2 separate regions of the Mus musculus genome follow, and region 2 is linked to region 1. Evidence: chromatin loops called from intact Hi-C (ENCODE). Cell type or tissue: heart. All regions are shown on one strand.

Evidence for each region. Peaks named below come from ENCODE experiments on the same cell type or tissue, not always from the same donor. Only the 100,000 strongest peaks of a DNase experiment are listed, where the experiment ranks them.
Region 2: it touches region 1 in a loop (2.4-fold over the local background); 1 of 42 quality-filtered maps calls a loop at or near these places.

Annotation. Positions count from the first base shown.
Region 1 is chr9:44,654,209-44,656,708 of GRCm38, reverse strand. No RefSeq gene overlaps it. Among named protein-coding and RNA genes, the nearest start is that of BC049987, 17 kb to the left of the region's middle. In heart, CTCF peaks have their summits at 817 (motif pointing left) and 1,444; a DNase peak (open chromatin) is centred at 1,388; H3K4me3 peaks cover 717 bases.
Region 2 is chr9:44,767,044-44,769,543 of GRCm38, reverse strand. It overlaps Arcn1 (archain 1), which reads left to right and starts at 1,736. Exons shown (of 10, transcript NM_145985.4): 1 at 1,736-1,874. The coding sequence starts at 1,872. In heart, a CTCF peak has its summit at 1,354; a DNase peak (open chromatin) is centred at 1,873; H3K4me3 peaks cover 1,454 bases; H3K27ac peaks cover 977 bases.

The DNA.
Region 1 (2,500 bases):
GGCTTACTCAGCTTTCTTTCTTTTTCTTTTTTTTTGGGGGGGGAGGGGGGGGTGGAGACAGGGTTTCTCTGTATAGCCCTGGCTATCCTGGAACTCACTTTGTAGACCAGGCTGGCCTCGAACTCAGAAATCCGCCTGCCTCTGTCTCTCAAGTGCTGGGATTAAAGGTGTGAGCCACCACGCCCGGCTTCTCAGTTTGCTTTCTTATAGAACCCAGGACAACCAGCCTAGGAATGGCACCACCCACAAGGGGCCCTCCCACCCTTGATCACTAATTGAGAAAATGCTTTACAGCTGGATCTCATGGAGGCATTTCCCCAACTGAAGCTCCTTTCTCTGTGATAACTCCAGCTGTATCAAGTTGACAGGTAAAACCAGCCAGTACGATTGACATCTTGTCAACTTGACACACAAATAGCAACAAAACCCAAAACCCAAACCAAAACAACAGCAACAACAACAACAACAACAACAACAACAACAACAACAACTACTACTACTACTACTACTACTACTACTACTACTACTACTACTACTACTACTACTACTACTACTACTACTACTACTACTACTACCTACTATTACTACTATTTTGTCCTAGAAAGATATAACTTGTTAAAAAAGGAGCCCCCAGAATTAGATTTGGGACAGGATTTTGTTCTTAATCTTTCCAGGAGAATAAAAGCATTCGACTAAGGAATCTAGACGCCACTGGACAAGTGTAACATCGGAGGAAAAGAAAACGTCCTAAGGAAAAAAAAGAGTAAATTGGCTGAATGGAATCACCCACGTCCAGCTTGTCTCTGCTGCCCCCTACAGACATAAGTGACAAATGGTCTTTACGTGGTCCCAATTCAGTGAAACTTATTTAAAATTAAAGCTGGCTTTGGGCCTGGAGCGTGGCTCTCTCCTTCTCTAAACCCACACATGCTTGTTAAAGGCTACAGTAGGCCTTGGCTTCGTAGAAGAAGAAGAAAACTGAACGGAAGGACCAACGAAGTTGGAGCGGAAGACTCGGGCAGGTCTGCAAACCAGCTCCTAGCTGTTCTTATAAACACTTCACGTAGCCGGTGTGCTGGATCCCAGCACTCTGGAGGGAGAGGCAGGCAGATCTGTGAGTTTAGGCCAGCCTTGTGCCACCATGCTAGGCACTCAACTGACCTTTAATTCCACACCTAACCAGCACTTCACCAGCGAGGGCGCGTACCCCGGAGCCCTGCTGGAAGTTTTGCTCAGTGGAACGAACTTATCATCATCTATTTTGAGATTGCTACTGATGTCGGGTTTTGACTATTTCATTTCCTGTTTATAGGAGACGTAATTGTACAGGACTTCAGGGACTGTAAGCGTGAGCCAGGTCAGACAGCAAGAAATGAAGGCAGAAGAAAGCAAATTCCCAGGAGACTCGGGGCAGGCCCTCAAGGGCTGGAAGAGAGAGCCACCTAGCGGACTCTGAGTAGAGTTCTGTTTCGTTTGTTTTGGGTCTGCGTAGCCCCTGAGCAAAGTCTAACAGGAAACTTTATTGTAGTTTCTTAATAGCACACTGTAAGGACTATTAGTTGAAAGAGACATTGTTGGGTGTGACACAGTGACATCATATAAGAAATTATCCATCCCTATATAAGTAGTCTCCAGGCCATGAGTTCTTGATGCCTGGAAGCACAAGATTCTTTTGGCAAGCATGAGTCAGACAGGGTTTGTATATTTGATATTAACTAGATTAATAGTAGAATATATCAGAGTGTTGTATTAATCATTTTTAATTATTCTAATGAAATCCTTGAGGCAATTAACTTATAAAGAGAAAAGGGTTGTGTTTGGCTTATGGTTCTGGACTGACCCATTCATTGGGACCAATGGTGAGGGTTCAAGATTGACTGATCCTATCACTTGGGGCCTCTGGTGACATGCTGTCAGGAGTATGTGTGGAACAAAGTGCTCACATTATAAGCTAGGCATCAGAGCAATGGTATTCCAGTCTCCCTTCAGATACCAGAAGAAGGCATCAGATGCCATTACAGATGGTTGTGAGCCACCATGTGGTTACTGGGAATTGAACTCAGGACCTCTGGAAGAGCAGTCAGTGCTCTTAACCACTGAGCCATCTCTCCAGCCCCTAGGGCTCATTTCTTAAAGCATCTTCCTCCTTTAATTGTTGTTGTTAGTGGTGTTTTTGTTGTTTTACTGTTTTACTTTATTTTTATTTTTTGGTTTTTTGAGATAGAGTTTCTCTGTGTAGCTCTGGCTATCCTGGAATTCACTCTGTAGACCAGGCTAGCCTTGAACTCAGAAATCTGCCTGCCTCTGTCTCCCAAGTGCTGGTATTAAAGGTGTGTGCCACCACTGCCTAGCTGTTGTTTTATTTTTTGAAACTGGGTCTCATGTGGCCTAGGCTGGCCTTAAAGTCACTATGTAGCAGTCTTGCTGGCCAGCTCTCAGTTTCATTCTTAACTTTCTTATGTTGTTCAGAATCACCAGCCCAGGGAATGGTGCCACCTAT
Region 2 (2,500 bases), 110 kb before region 1:
CTCTAATCTTAACACTAAGGATGTAAAGGCAGACAGACCTCTGTGTGTTCGTGACCAGCCTCATCTACATAGTGAGTTCTAGGTCAGGCAGGTATAGGAAGTAAAACTGCCTCAAAAATATGTTTTGAGTAGAATTGCTATTTTTGGTTTTATCTTTGTGATGCTATGTCCATAATAACAAGTATAAATTGTTGAGCAGTTACTGTGGTGGAACACTTAGCTTATACAGTCTAATTTATTTTCTATTATCTAACTCTATAAATTTATGAAGTATGTGCTCCCACCAGTTTAAAGAGTAATAACAGGCTTAGAGAGGTGTAGTGAGTTAACTAACGACTAAGGCCTTGAGTACTGAAAAGAATTTAAGCACAGGTCGCGCTGATTCCTCGTTTGTTTTTACTTCTGTTATACAGCCTCTAAGGCGCGCCTGACCAAGGACACTTGTGAACATACATTTTCTTTTCTTTCTTTTTTGAGGCAGGAGAAAACCAAATCTGCAAGAGCAATATAGGATTTTAACTGCTGAGCTATCTCTCAGGACCCTAAAACAAACAAACAAACAAACAAACAAAAAACCCCAGCCCTTTGAAGTATACAGTTCAGGACTGGAGAGGGGGTTCAGCAGTCAAGAGTATCCGTTGCTGTTTCAAAAAGCCCCAGTTCGATTCCCAGCACCCATATCAGGCAGCGCCTGCATTCGCAGGCACATGTCTGAACACACATAGGATTTAAAAATAAAATAATTACATATTGAAGATAAACCGTACAGTTCAGTGGCTTTCAGGATATCTGCCTCTGGGTAATTCCATGGCACTTACATTCCAAACATAATGCACTAGCCGCTATGTCCTAGTCTTCTGGAACTCCGATAAATCACTTATAAGCTTTCTAATTTCACAGATATCCCTGGTTTAGTCATTGCAAACAAATAGTGGCCTTTGCATCTGTTTCTTTACACCTGTTTTCAAGGCTAATCTATGTTGTATGTGTCAGTATTTTATTAGTGCTTTGCTTCTCAAGACAGGGTTTCTCTGTGTAGCTCTCTCTGGCTATCCCAGACTTGTTTTGTAGACCAGGCTGGCTTCAAATTTACAGAGATCGTCCTGCCCCTGGCTCCCGAGTACTGGGATTAAAGGCGTGTGCCCGGCTGGACAATTTTTGGTCTTCCTCCTCAGTTTCCTAATTTACCTGGAATTGATTACAGGTGAGGGGACACCATGCCGGCTTTATTACGGGAGTTCTAGACGTTATGTATTCAGGATACTAGTTCCTCATGGTCACAGATTATTTTATATATTCCATTGAGTGTTTTTACGAACTTTAAGAAGCAGCACCAAGGGCTGGTGAGATGGCTCAGTGGGTAAGAGCACCCGACTGCTCTTCCGAAGGTCCGGAGTTCAAATCCCAGCAACCACATGGTGGCTCACAACCATCCGTAACGAGATCTGACTCCCTCTTCTGGAGTGTCTGAAGACAGCTACAGTGTACTTACATATAATAATAAATAAATCTTTAAAAAAAAAAAAAAAAAAAAAAAAAAAAGAAGCAGCACCAAATAAACGCAGGCGAAGAGAAAGAAAGGACAGAGGAATGACGCTCCACAATTCTAGCCAAACCTGCAAATCCTGGGCTAACAGGGGTCTGAGTTTCCTGGCTTCGGAGCTTACTGGCCCCGCCCCCCGCCCTTTGACCCGCGCCGTTTCCGGTTGGAGACGTGGCTTGGGGCCGCCATCTTGGCAAGAGGCGAAGCGGCGGAGGCTCCTGTCAGGGGCGGCAGGTCCGGAGCGGCCAGAGCTCCGCGTCTCTGGGCAGCAGCCCGAGTCCCCGCAGAGCCAGAGCGCGGCGCAGCGCGCCCCACCTGCGGCCTCACCATGGTAAGCGCCGAGCCGGGTTCCCTCGCCACGTCCTCGCCGGCTGGGCCGGGACCGCAGGAGCCGCGCCCGGAGCCCTGCTGTCGGCCCAGGCTTGGCACGGCCTCCCGGAGTCCTAGAGCGAAAGCTGCCGCGCCCACCTAGCCTCCGCCGGCAGCGCCGCCACGTCCGCCCGCCCGCCACTCGGGCTGGTGGTTGTCGCGCGGGTCTTCCGTCCTCAGGTCCCGCCGGTTCCCTGCGAGCTCCGGAACCGCAGGGCTGGAGGCTGGGCCTGTCCGCCGCTTTTCGTCCTCTTGTCACCACGCCTCAAAGCTTTTCTTCTCCCTCCTCCACCTCTTAATTGAAAGGGGGAAGTAGAGGCAGTGCGGAAATGGTAACTTCGGGCGCCCGTTTGAGGGACCCCGGTGTCCCCGTAGCTACCCTGTGCTAGGGTAGCGCGTACGTGTCTTTGGCAGCGAGGCTGGTGCAGAGTGTATATAGAACGTAGAGAAACGGAGTGACAGCACAGGGTTTCTGTCTTTAAGGGACCGACCGTTTTGGTGGAGTGACAGGAGTGTGGCTTACTGTAATCACAGCTGTTATGTGGAATAGGAGAGGTGGGCTGTGCTTGGGGACTCTGATGCCAGCGG